2 separate regions of the Homo sapiens genome follow, and region 1 is linked to region 2. A link is a contact called in ENCODE Hi-C data. All regions are on one chromosome and are shown on one strand. Each heading gives the region's core, a stretch centred on a gene start or an enhancer-like site at or near the end of the contact. The rest is flanking DNA. Distances are from core to core; before and after follow the strand shown.

Region 1 (6,384 bases), core at 2,422-4,921, 1.7 Mb after region 2:
GTCTTGCTCTGTCACCCAGGCTGGAGTGAGTGGCATAATCATGGGTCACTGCTGCCTCCAGGGCTCAAGTGATCCTCCCACCTCAGCCATCCAAGTAGCTGAGATTGGGACTACAGGTGCACACCACCATGCCAGGCTAATTCTTTGTATTTTTTGTAGAGACTGAGTCTCCCTATGTTGCCCGGTCTGGCTTCAAACTCCTGGACTCAAGTGATCTGCCTGCTTTGACCTCCCAAAGTGCTGAGATTACAGGTGTAATCCCACTGCACCCGGCCTCCAAGCCTTCTTAAGTATGAGATTCTGTGTGACTGCACTAGTTTCATGTCCAAAGAAGCCAGCCTTGGACATAGTCACATTTACTAACAACTATGGTGAAAGGTCATGGAAATTCAAAATACTTTGAAAAGTAAGAAAGGAAACATTTTCTCAGTGTCTAAAAATCTGCCCTGCCATTCTACTTCGAAAAGTGAAGACTGCTGCAAAATATAATGATATTAGTCTTGACAAAGAAAAGTATTCTTTAACACTCCCATGAAGAATATCTTTTTTTATGAAGCCTTACTTTGTAACTATAATAGGTTTGTTGCCCAATGCACTGGACAAGTCAATACACCAAGGCACCAGGTTACAGCAGTGAAAGAGGTTTAATTGTAGGGCTGCTGGATGAGGAGACAGGAGGAAACCTCAAATTCATCTCCCTGAGGAGTCAAGGAGTTTGGGGCTAGGGTTTTTTTGCGGGGGGATGGTTTTTGAGACAGGATTTTGCTTTGTCACCTAGGCTGGAGTGCAGTGACCTATCAGTTCACTGTAACCTCAAACTCCTGGGCTCAAACAATCTTTCCACCTCAACCTCCTGAGTACCTTGTACTACAGGCTTGCACCACCATGCCTGACTAATTTTTTAATGTTTCATAGAGACAGGGCCTCACTATATTGTCTGGGCTGGTCTTGAACTCCTGAACTCAAGTGAGCCTCCTACTTTGGCCTTTAAAAGTGCTGGGATTACAGGTGTGAGCTACTGCACCCTGCCTGGGGCTAGGGTATTTAAGGGTTTTGAAGTGGACCAAAGTGTGGAGATCATCAATTGGTTGAAAAGTGCAGGGTAAAGTCATGAGACAGAGAGATGAAGAAATTGTATTCTCGCACTGATTCGGTTCCTGTGTGTGTGTGGGTGTGTGTGTGTGTGTGTGTGTGTGTGTGTTGGGGCGGGGGCGGTCTTTAAACTGGTTGATGTCGGCTGTTCTGCTGGAACGTAGGATCTGCCTAAGCAATTCTTAAATAAAACCCTTATGATTCCAGAGCCAGAAATCCTACCTATTGAAACAACAGGGATGCAAATGGTCAGTACCTAGTGTTACCTGAAGTTATTAATACAAAGAAGCAGGCCGAACTGCAGCCTGATTAATGCTTAGTTATAACTCTATTTTTGTGCAGAATTCTTCTCAACCTTGTAAGGATGGCCTCAACTTGGACTCCCCAAATAGAATTGACCACACTTTCATTGTGCTCCTTTCTAATTTGTATAATTATAATGTTAAGAACTTGGGATTTCGAATGAGACAAACCCGGGTTGAAATCCCAGCTCTCTCAGTGACTAGTTGTGAGACCTGGGCAAATTACTTGCATCTCTGTTTTGTCACCTGGAAACTGGGATAAGGAAACTCAGAGGCGGCTGCAGCACAGCTATACCAAATATTGGCTTACAGGTGGCAATCTAGCTGGAAACGGAGCTGCAGGACTTGCGTTGAAACTATGTTTGCAAAAGCAAGCACATTTGTTTTCACTAAGATTTTATATTTACTTGGAGTGTATTTGGGAAGGGGGAGCACATGGAGATTAAGAGGGTAAAAATCAAGGTCACCAATGAGAGTACTTAGCACAGTGCCTGACGCCTAAAAAATTAACTGCAAATATTTATGTTTTTTTCCACTAGATTGAATTTCTTAAGAGCTGGATTCTATCTTATTTATCTGCAACTAACAACGCTTGGCACCAAATGTAGAACTGAAATGAATTTTCTTTGCAATCTTGACTAAAAAATGAGGGTTTTATCAATAACTTCGTAGAGTAAATAGAAGTCTCTTAAGGGCTCTTGATATTCTTCCTGTTGGAAACACAAAGAAGGGAAAGGTTTGGAAAAATGAAGTTGACAAAGTCTTTTATTATCAAACGCTCAAACTTATTCCTCACTGCCTTGTTAACACTTGATTTGACACTTTTTTTTTTCTGTTTGAGACACAGTCTTGCTCTGCCACCCAGGCTGGAGTGCAGTGGCGCGATCCTGGCTCACTGCAACCTTGGTTCAAGCGATTCTCGTGCCTCAGCCTCCCGAGTAGCTGGGATTACAGGCGCCCGCCACCACACCAGGCTAATTTTTGTATTTTTAGTAGAGATAGGGTTTCTCCATGTTGGCCAGGCTGGTCTCAAACTCCTGACTTCAGATGATCCACCCGCCTCGGCCTCCCAAAGTGCTGGGATTAGAGGCGTGAGTCATCGTTTGTCTCATTTTTGTTTACATTTAAAATAATAAACCTTGAGGTCGGGCGCGGTGGCTCACGCCTGTAATCCCAGCACTTCGGGAGGCCGAAGCGGGTGGATCATCTGAAGTCAGGAGTTTGAGACCAGCCTGGCCAACATGGTGAAACCCCCGTCTCCATTAAAAATACAAAAATTAGCGGCATGGCGCGGTGGCTCATGCCTCTAATCCCAACACTTTGGGAGGCTGAGGCGGGCGGATCACGAGGTTAGGGGTTTGAGACTAGCCTGGCCAACATGGTGAAACCCCGTCTCTACTAAAAATACAAAAATTAGCCGGGTGTGATGGCAGGCGCCTATAATCCCAGCTACTCGGGAGGCTGAGGCAGGAGAATCGCTTGAACCTGGGAGGCAGAGGTTGCAGTGAGCCTATACTACGCCATTGCACTCAAGCCTGGGCGACAGAACGACACACACACACACACACACACACACACACAAAATTAGCTGGATATAGTGGCGGGCGCCTGTAATCCCAGCTACTCAGGAGGCTGAGGCAAGAGAATCGCTTGAACCTGGGAGACGGAGGTTGCAATGAGCAGAGATCGCGCCATTGCACTCCAGCCTGGGCGACAAGAGCAAAACTCCGTCTCAAAAGTAAATAATAATAAAATAAAAAACCTTGAACGTCATCGCTGTAAGTTGGGAACTCCTATAGCAAGATTCCATACATCCCATTTTTGGACGTTTTATTCCAAAGACACAAGCAAACGGAAGAAAACGACTGCCGTGAACCCCTGCTAACGACAACTTGGTGACTGCAGGATCATTGGACGACGGTTTTATCCTCGCCATCCAATCGTTGGAAAGTCCGGAGAGAACGCTCTCTGGATTGGTTGGAGGAAACATCTCTCCAAGTGCACTCAAGAATGGGTTGGGAGCGGGGTTCGGCCGGCAGCGCCTCGGGCCAATCAGAGAAAGCATGAGGGCGGGCTCTGCCGCAGGAAGGTGGTGAATCTCGGCGGGTCAAACTCTCCTGACGTGATGGGGGGGCGTGGCCTCCAGTTGCGGTCTCCCGGCTCTCTGGGCCCGCGCACGGGATGGGCGGGGCCCACGGGCCTGGGCGGGGCGAGCGGTGTCAGCGGCGGAGCCGGATGCGGGCGGCATCGCGGCGGTCGCGGCCTTGGGGATGGGCGGAGCCCCAGCCGCTAGTGCTGGTGGCCGCCGCTGCTGCCCCAGCTGGAGCCCGAGCCGCCGCCTCTGCGTCCGCGCGTCGCTGCTTCCCAGGGCGGCGGTATGCTGGGGAAAGGAGTAGTCGGCGGTGGCGGCGGCACCAAGGCCCCCAAGCCCTCCTTCGTGTCGTACGTACGCCCTGAGGTGAGGGGGCGCCGCGCAGGCGGGGCGTCGGGCAGGGGCGGCCGGGGCGAGGGGCGCCGGGAGCCCCTTCCTTGCAGCGGGGAGCGCCGCGGAGCGCTTCCTGCCCTTGTGCCGGGCGACGGGGCAGCCAGGCGGGCTGAGGCCGCAGGAGCGCGCTGGGGCCTCCGCGCGGGCCGGAATGGGGACCCCGGCGCAGGCAGGCAGGTGCCTGAGCGCAGGGCCCGAGCGCTGGAGGCTGGTGGAGGGGCCCGAGCCGAGAAGGGATTGCGGCCCGGAACGCCCCTGGGGATTCTGGAGAGGACCTGGGGTTGTGGGCACTGCTGGGAGGGGTAGGGCCGTGGGTCGGAGCCCCCAACGGGGCCTGCTCGGAGCCCGCGTGGGTCCGTCCTGCCTCTGGACTTTCTCAGTGAGCCCAGAAGCCCGCCGGCCTCCGCTGCCTGCGTCTGAGTGCCTCGGGTGCGGCTGGCGGGATGCCCTGCACCTACGTCCGCCTCCCGTCAGCGCTGCGGGGAGAAAAGGGGGTCGGCCTGGCCTCAGCCAGTCTCTGCTTGTCTCTCCCTTGGGAATTCTCCGCTGTCGCTTCTTTCTCCTCATCCCCTCACCATCATCCTTTCCACCCACTTCTTACTCTTCTGAATCTTCAGGTCAAGAAATTTGTTCATTCATTCAGAAAATACTTCTCGAGCTCCTACTGTGTGTCAGGCACTAAGTGCTTGTGATAGACATCAGTGAACAGGACAGAGATCTCTGCATTCCTGGAGCTTATTTGAGGGGGAAAGGAGAAACGGGGTGAATTATAGATAATTAAGTAAATTATACGGTGTAGTAGGAGGTGATAAATATCATGGGAAAGAAAAGAAATCTTTTTCCTCCTCGCAAAGGTGGCATTTGAGCCGAGACTTGAAGATACGAGAGGTCTGAGAGAAGAGTCGTCCAGGTAGAGGGAACAGCCCCCGGGAAGGTCGTGAGGTGGGAGTGTGTCTGAAGGGTTGGCGGAGCGTCAAGGAAGCCAGCATGGCAGAGGCCCATGGACAAGGGGGACAGTCATAGGAGAGGAGGTTAGAGAGATCAGAACTTGTAGGCCTTGCTCAGGGCTTCTTGAGCAATAGTTCTTAATCCAAATGCCTAATGAGAAGCCTTCTTGTTTTGCATCTGTAAAGGTTTTTTTCTGCCCTTCTCTCCAGCAGAAGTGCAGAAGCACCGCCAAATTTGTTGCAGATGTCTTCCCACCTCTGTAATGCAGAAGCACGTGGGCTGTGGATGAGAGATCTGATCAGGGACTGCTTCCGTAAAGACCACCTGGGGCCTGAGGCATTTGCATATGTATCTTTAAATTCAAGATATGTGTGTTTTCTCCAGGGGAAAGTGCTCTTAAAATGGGTCTTATTTTTAGTCCTAGTTGTAAAATACAAACCATTTCCTCTGTTAGCACTTGATGTGGAGTCAGGGTCATCTTAAAGTTTCAGCGGGCTTCCCTTGTGGTATCACATTTAAGCAATGTGGTCAATTTCTCTTTGTGTCTTTTTAAAACATTTAAACATTTAAAAAATTTTTGTGGGTATAGTAGGTGTATATATTTAATGGGATACATGAAATATTTGGGCTGGGCATGGTGGCTGACACCTGTAATCCCAGCACTTTGGGCCGGCTGAGGTGGGTGGATCACCTGAGGTCAGAAGTTGGAGACCAGCCTGGCCAACATGGTGAAACCCTAAAATTAGCCAGGCATGGTGGTGCGCACCTGTAATCCCAGCTACTTGGGAGGCTGAGGCAGGAGAATCGCTTGAACCCAGGAGGCAGAGGTTGCAGTGAGCCGAGATCGCGCCACTGCACTACAGCTTGGGCGACAGAGCGAGACTCCATCTCAAAAAAAAAAAAAAGAAAGAAATCTTTGGATACAGGCATACAATGCATGAATGGGGTATCCATCACTGCAAGCATTTATCCTTCCTTTGTGTTACACACTATCCAATTATACTCTTTAAGTTATTATAAAATATACAATTATTGTTGACTGTAGTCACCCTGTTGTGCTATCACTTACTAGATCTTATTCTAACTGTGTTTTTGTACCCATTAAACATCCCCACTTCCCTTTCCCCTGCTACCCTTCCCAGCTTTTGGTAACCATCATTCTGTCTCCATGAGTTCAAATGTTTTAATTTTTAGCTCCCACAAATAAGTGAGGACGTGCAAAGTTTGTCTTTCTGCGCCTGGCGTAGTTCACTTAACATAATGACCTCCAGTTCTGTTCATTGTTACAAATGACAGGATCTTATTCTTTTTTATGGCTGAATAGTACTCGTGTGTATGTACCACATTTTCTTTATCTATTCATTTGTTGATGATGGACACTTTGGTTGCTTCCAAATCTTGGCTGTGGTGAATAGTGTTGTAATAAACATGGGAGTGCAGATTTCTCTTCCATGTACTGATTTCCTTTCTTCCTTTTTTAGAGACAGGATCTTGCTTTGTCGCTTAGGTTGAAGTACAGTGGCGTGATCACAGCTCACTGTAGCCTCCACCTCCTGT
Region 2 (7,200 bases), core at 1,989-4,488:
CCTCAGCCTCATGAGTTAGTAGGTTTATAGGTGTACCCCACATCCAGATAACTTTTCAAGATTTTTTTTTTTTCAAGACAGAGTCTTGCTCTGTCGCCCAGGCTGGAGTGCAGTGGCACGATCTCAGCTCACTGCAAGCTCCGCCTCCCTGGTTCAAGTGATTCTCCTGTCTCAGCCTCCCTGGTAGCTGGGATTACAGACGCGCACCACCATGCCCAGCTAATTTTCATATTTTCAGTAAAGACGGGGTTTCACCAATTTTTCAAGTTTTTTGTAGAGATGGGGTCTCACTGTGTTGCCCAGGCTGGTTTCGAACTTCTGGCCTCAAGTGATCCTGCTGCATCAACCCCCCAAAATGCTGGGATCACAGGTGTGAGCCACTGCATCTGGCCACTATTTTGAAATATACCATATACTGTTGTTAACTATAGTCACCCAACTGTGCCATCAAATACTATTATTTAGCTATTATTTATTCCTTCTAACTACATGTTCATACCCATTATCCAATCTCTTTTCATCTCTGCCCCCCCATCATTCTACTCTTTATGAGATTAAATTTTTAACTCCCACATCTGAGTGAGAACGTGTGATACTTTTCTTTCTGTGTCTAGTTTATTTCACTTGACATAATGACCTCGAGTTCCATCCATGTTGCTGCAGATGACAGGATTTCATCCTTTTTTTATGACCAAACAATATTTCATTGTGTATATGTACACATTCTCTTTGTCCATTCATCCAGTAATGGACACTCAAGTTGATTCCATATTTTGGCTATTGTGAATAGTGCTGCAATAAACATGTGGGTACAGGTGTTCCTTTGACATACTGATTTCTCTTAAGATTTTTATCAAGACAATATGTGCACAGCTGAACATAGACCCTTATCAGGAGTTTTTGATTTTGCCTTTTGCCTTGTGATCTTTATTGGCCTCAGAAGCATGTGATCTTTGTTCTTCTTGTTTGCCCTTTGAAGCATGTGATCTTTGTGACCTACTCCCTGTTCTTAAACCTCCTCCCCTTTTGAAATCCTTAATAAAAACTTGCTGGTTTTGCGGCTCAGGTGGGCATCACGGACCTACCAATATGTGATGTCACCCCTGGTGGCCCAGCTGTAAAATTCTTCTCTTTGTACTCTTTCCCTTTATTTCTCAGACTGGCCGACACTTAGGGAAAATAGAAAGAACCTATGTTGAAATATTGGGGGCGGGTTCCCCCGATACTTTTGGACATATATCCAGTAGTGGGACTGCTGGATCATATAGAAGTTCTATTTTTAGTTTTCTCACAAACCTCCATACTGTTTTCCATAATGGCTAAACTAATTTACATTCCTACCAACAGTATATATAAGTTCCTCTTCTCTGCGTCTTTGCCAGCATTTGTTATTTTTTGTCTTTTTGATAATAGCCAGTCTAACTGAAGTAAGATGATATCTCATTGTGGTTTTGATTTGCATTTCCCTGATGATTAGTGATGTTGAGCATTTTTTCATATACCTGTTGGCCATTTGTATGCCTTTTGAGAAATGTCTGTTCAGATCCTGTGCCCACTTTTTAATGAGATTATTTCATTTTTTGCTGTTGAGTTGTTTGAGTTTCTTGTATAGTCTGCATATTAGTCACTTGTTGGATGAATAATTTGCAAAATATTTTCTTCTATTCAATAAGTTGTTTATTCTGTTGTTTCTTCTGTTGTGCAGAAGATTTTTAGTTTAATATAGTCCCATTTGCCTATTTTTTGTTTTTGTTGCCTATGCTTTTGAAGTCTTAGTCATAAAATCTGTGCCTAGGTCAATGTCCTGAAGTGTTTTATCTGTTTTCTTATAGTAGTTTTATAGTTTTGGGTTGTATGTCTTAAGTTTTTTAATCCATTCTGAGTTGATTTTTGTGTATGGTGAGGGATAGGGGTCTAGTTTCATTCTTCTGCATATGGATTTCCAGTTTTTCCAGCACTACTTATTGAATAGAATGTCCTTAATATATGTTCTTGGTGTTTTTATTGATAATCAGCTGGCTGTAAATATATGGATTTATTTTGGGGTTCTTTATTCTGTTCCATTGGTCTTTGTGTCTATTTTATGCCAATAGAATGCTGTTTTGGTTACTACACCTTGGTAGTATAATTTGAATTCTGGTAGTGTGTTGCTTCCTGCTTTGTTCTTTTTGTTCAGTGTTGCTTTGGCTATTCAGGACCTTTTGTGGTTTTATACAATTTTTTTTTCTATTTCTATGAAGAGAAAGCCACAGAGTCCTAAAATAATTCTAAAACTCATCATGACTTTCTTGCCTAAAAGATCTTGATTTCAATCGTGCCTAGTTTTGCTTTAATCACTTGCTTGAGAAATACATAAATCCCCACTTAAGATTAGTGCAGGCATATCTCTGGCACCCATTTCTGGTTCTATTAAAATTCCTAGAGATGTCAAAAATTACATTAGGCCACCTGACAGGCTATACCTAGAAGAGAAAAAATGATTTGTAAAAGCAGTGGGGCTATTTGCGATTGCTTTTTTTTTTTCTTAAATATCACCTATTAGGTTGAAAACCTGAAATTGCAGCTTTCTGTAGAAATGGCGGAAGACAAACTAACATTTTTAAAGCGCTCTCATTTAGCTCTGATGAGTACTACACCCCTGATATTCTTCTGATACTAAAATAATTTTCCTAGTGTAGTCTAAACTTTTTTAAAAAGACATGTAATCCGCGGAGTTTGTAACTCAAAACGAGTGCATCTAGGAGGTATCGCAAGCCGTTTCTGGATTAAATTCCCAGCTAGCTAGCTAGCTAAGCAGGGGCGGTGAAGAAGACAATCTGCAGCCTAGGGAAGAAAACGCTTTCGCATTGTTCTTACGTGTTTACGTTATTTTATTTCCCTAGAGCAAGGCAGGAGTAGGGACTCGAATGGTACAGTTGGGCTGGGGATCGCCCTGGTACAATAAAAGCGTCCAGAGAGGACGGTAACAGGCAGGAGCTCCAAAGGTCAGTCCCTGCAATTTAAGACTCAGGAATTTAGGTTGCACAAAAAGGAAAGCAACCTACTGCATTTGGCACTGGCGGTCCCGGGAGGCCGGGGGTGGGGAAGCGCCCAGTGCGCAGACTCCGCGGGCTTGCGCAGGCCCGCAAAAGAGGGACGGGGGTGGTGCCTTTGGGGCGCGGCGCCGCGGCTGGGGGCGTGGCGCCGGGGATTGGGAGGGCTTCTTGCAGGCTGCTGGGCTGGGGCTAAGGGCTGCTCAGTTTCCTTCAGCGGGGCACTGGGAAGCGCCATGGCACTGCAGGGCATCTCGGTCGTGGAGCTGTCCGGCCTGGCCCCGGGCCCGTTCTGTGCTATGGTCCTGGCTGACTTCGGGGCGCGTGTGGTACGCGTGGACCGGCCCGGCTCCCGCTACGACGTGAGCCGCTTGGGCCGGGGCAAGCGCTCGCTAGTGCTGGACCTGAAGCAGCCGCGGGGAGCCGCCGTGCTGCGGCGTCTGTGCAAGCGGTCGGATGTGCTGCTGGAGCCCTTCCGCCGCGGTGAGCCCGGGCCCCGCGGGCTGCTCTCGGGAAGTTCCCGCGGAGGGGAGGGGCCTGGCCGTTCGATCGAGGCTGCACCCGCCACACCTTTGCCCTGTTGCCGCAAGAACCCTTGTCGGCCCCAGCCTTCCAGATTTTTGCCTCCTAGGGTATTGTTAGTGATCATTCTTCCCAAACTGGATTGTCCAAAACTTGGGTTCTGAGATACTGCTGTTGCCCGGTTTCTCCTTTTGCCTCTCTGACTCCTTCCCAAATTCCTCCTTTTTTTTCTAAGAAACGTTCCGTATTTGCCTTTCTTAATTAATTGAGGGTCTTGAACCCTGTGAGAATCTAATGAAAGCCATAGGATTCCCTTCCTGGAAAACTGCATATAGGCGGTCATTCGGCTACCGTTTTGGAGTGCTGTACCCTCAAGCCATCCACGGGCCCAGGCTAACGCTCCTCCCTGCCTGAAATGCTGGCGTTCTAAGTCTCAGCATCTGCTCCCTGAAGCCCAGTTACCCATTCCCATCATTTTCACCTTTTTGTAGACTTCCCCCTTTCAGAGCGGCAGACGCTGGCATACACAGGTCCTGGGCATCGCCGTCAAGGCTGCCCGCCAGGCAGCTTCCACAAATCCCAAAATGAGCCTTTCCTTCTTCCTTCTAAAACAGCATCTCCACCTTCTGTATTATTTATTTCAGTGAATGCCTGAATCTCAAACTTGTACTTCATCATGGACTCCAGTCTTCCTTTCACATCCAATTTCAATGATCATCAATACAGTCATTTTGCTCCTTAGCCCACTCGGACTATTTCTCTCCATACCTGCTGCAACTGCCTTGACACTGGTGTGACAGCCTTTTAAAAACTGGTGTTTGGGGCTGGTATCACTCCAGTGGATTCTCAGACAGCTGCCAGAATAACTTTGTTCAAGTAGAAATCCAAAGCATTGCCTGGTCTATAGTGGGAAATCGGTAAATGGTGAATGAATGAATGCCTACGGCACAGCCGGCTTATTTAAATGCGTTAACTCATTTAACCCTCACAGCTGTATTTGAGGCTTGTAACAATAATGATTTAATAATTAAGATTATGTAATAATTTAAGAATGCTCCATTTAAGATGAGGGAGGCTTGTCCAAGGTCTTGTAATTAGGAGGAAGGTCGGCTGGGAATACGGATATAGCCTCCGGGTGAGGAGTTGTGACTGGTGTTTAGGTAGATGACTAGAGGTTTTCTGTGATTTATTTTAGCCTTAGGAAGGTAAAGATAGTGAGTTTATTATGTAATTTTGATTACTTTTAATCCCAGGAAATTTCAGGTGCTGGTTACCTGGGGTTTGTGCTATAAATACTATACTTGTTGATAGCTTAAAAACTCTCAGGTGCTATTGTCACTAACCACTCTTTCTACAGATGGGTGCTAAACTTTTTCGTGAAGGTACTGATGCTAGGCACTTTAGCGCCTGTGGAAACATCAGGTGTAAATTCTGCAGGAGGAGCTCATGAGCTGATAGGGAAGATAAGTGTATGCATGTACAAGCAAGTGCAGCTAAGGTGGGATGTGGTAAACACTGATGCGGTATAGAAAAAGAGAAAAGGGATTTACTAAAGGGATGAGACCCTGCTCTGGGGATTGAATAAATAGGCTTGGATAAACCTAGAGGGAAACAGAGATGTACTGGGAGAAATTACATCCTGGGAAGAAGCCACACATTCCAGAAATGGTGGCTTCACTCTTTGAGTCCTTAACTGCTGTAAACATGCCATTAGCCTACAGCAAATGTTATTAATATTACTTGCAATGGTGCTATTTTATGTTTGTCTCAGAGAAGGGATTATCTCCATCCTCAATTCATACTCTCTTAAGAAGATCGTTACTTTTCTCTTAAGGTGTCATGGAGAAACTCCAGCTGGGCCCAGAGATTCTGCAGCGGGAAAATCCAAGGCTTATTTATGCCAGGCTGAGTGGATTTGGCCAGTCAGGAAGCTTCTGCCGGTTAGCTGGCCACGATATCAACTATTTGGCTTTGTCAGGTATGTTGAAAAAAAATTTAGTCTACACTTTTAATTTATTCCATCAAGATCTACAGGTATGTTGATTAACAATAATTTGTAAAGGTAAAAATTTAAACATTTATCAGAATCAATCAAGAGAGCATGGGTGTTCAAAATGGATCGGTTTGAGTCTTGAAACAATCATTCTCAACCTTCCCTCACCCCATCCCTTAACAGGTTGGAAGGTTAATACATGCCCACTACTATCATTTATTTACTACATTTGTTGAGTCAATTCTCAGACAAACCCCTGCTAGGAATTAAGAGGCTTACTGGGTACTACGGATGGTTGCTCTGTGGTTTGAAAATGTTGACATAGTTAGATTCTGACAGCTACTTCTCCCCCGGACCCCGAAATCTCCACCCACCATATTGAGAATCATTGCCTGAGTCATTGTTTCAGACTTCTATGAGCACTAAAAAAAGCCCATGGTTTTCAGGTCCTAATATCACTTTATTAGAGTTTTTGCCTGTGACGACATGTGAGATAGGCCTGATTCCAGAATTCTAAGAACCATGTGTTGTTGACTATAGGACATTTCAGATTTTCTGTGAGTACACATTTAAAAGTTGAGGAAAGAAGTGGGTATAGAATTGTCTCTTCACATCTACTTAAAAATTAAATTCCTTTTTTTTCTTGTCTGCAAGTATTTTCTTACATTTCTTTATGCTAAGAATGAAAGTGCATTTACTGTTTTAAAACCACAAAATAAATAATCATTTTCTTTTCCAAAAGTAAGTGAGTAAAAACTTAGCAATATTTGAAAATGTTGGTTGGAATAGGTTTTAGAGAGGAAAACAACAAAACAAGGATCCTGTCTTGAGGGAAAGCCTGTTTATGAGTTTACTGACTAAGCTCAGATTTGGAAAAGTGATGTATACTAGCTTTCACTTAGATTATCTGCTGGAGAGATTGATTATTCCTCTAAGATGCTCACATATTTATTTTAAGAAGAGATTAAATTTAAAAGAGACATTAAATTTGTTTTTAATGATGTAGGTGTTCTCTCAAAAATTGGCAGAAGTGGTGAGAATCCGTATGCCCCGCTGAATCTCCTGGCTGACTTTGCTGGTGGTGGCCTTATGTGTGCACTGGGCATTATAATGGCTCTTTTTGACCGCACACGCACTGGCAAGGGTCAGGTCATTGATGCAAATATGGTAAGTATTAATTGGGGTAGATGCCTGCCACTTGTCCCTAAGTTTAAGATATAGCTGCTTAAAATCCTTTTTTTGAAGAAGAAGACAAGAGATAAATGACATTTGAAGTTTCAAGCCAGGTTACCAAGGATATCCTTTTCTTTTTAAAATAGACTTATGTCTTTTATATATCTGTTAGAATGTCATATTTTGATCATCTGTCCTTGGAGTCAGTTCTCTGAACTTTCTGTGACTCATGTGATTCCTACGTTGTTTTAGGTTGGTGCAAAAGTAATTGCAGGTTTTGCCAAATATTTGCCAACCTAAATATTTCAACAATTTTCCCCAAGTATCTCTTGTGCTTAGTATATCATTTTCAAGCAGTCGTCATTCAAAAAAAGTTCAAGAAGTCTCCCTCAGCTGGTAGAGAAAATTCTTAGGAATGCTAAGGTCAAATGGACCTCCCTGTCTAAACCTTCCTGCTGCGTTTTATAGGGGATGCTCTGA

The links. A loop is a pair of places that touch in the nucleus more often than their neighbours do. Pooled maps may share reads with other maps.
Region 1: a loop to region 2 is called in a map of naive thymus-derived CD4-positive, alpha-beta T cell, with 14 times the contacts of the local background. The contact joins the promoter of MTMR12 here to the promoter of AMACR in region 2. A Hi-C loop is called at or near these places in 2 of 168 maps with a recorded cell type or tissue (both naive thymus-derived CD4-positive, alpha-beta T cell), 4 of 37 single-sample maps with no recorded cell type and 13 of 50 pooled maps.

The regions. Positions count from the first base shown.
Region 1 is chr5:32,310,226-32,316,609 of GRCh38, reverse strand. It overlaps MTMR12 (myotubularin related protein 12), which reads left to right and starts at 3,671. Exons shown (of 16, transcript NM_001040446.3): 1 at 3,671-3,852. The coding sequence starts at 3,772. RefSeq lists an enhancer at 3,203-3,252 and silencers at 3,343-4,132, 4,203-4,342.
Region 2 is chr5:34,004,088-34,011,287 of GRCh38, reverse strand. It overlaps AMACR (alpha-methylacyl-CoA racemase), which reads left to right and starts at 3,238. Exons shown (of 5, transcript NM_014324.6): 1 at 3,238-3,515; 2 at 5,389-5,532; 3 at 6,554-6,714. The coding sequence starts at 3,269. It overlaps C1QTNF3-AMACR (C1QTNF3-AMACR readthrough (NMD candidate)), which reads left to right. Exons shown (of 9, transcript NR_037951.1): 7 at 5,389-5,532. RefSeq lists a silencer at 3,022-3,101.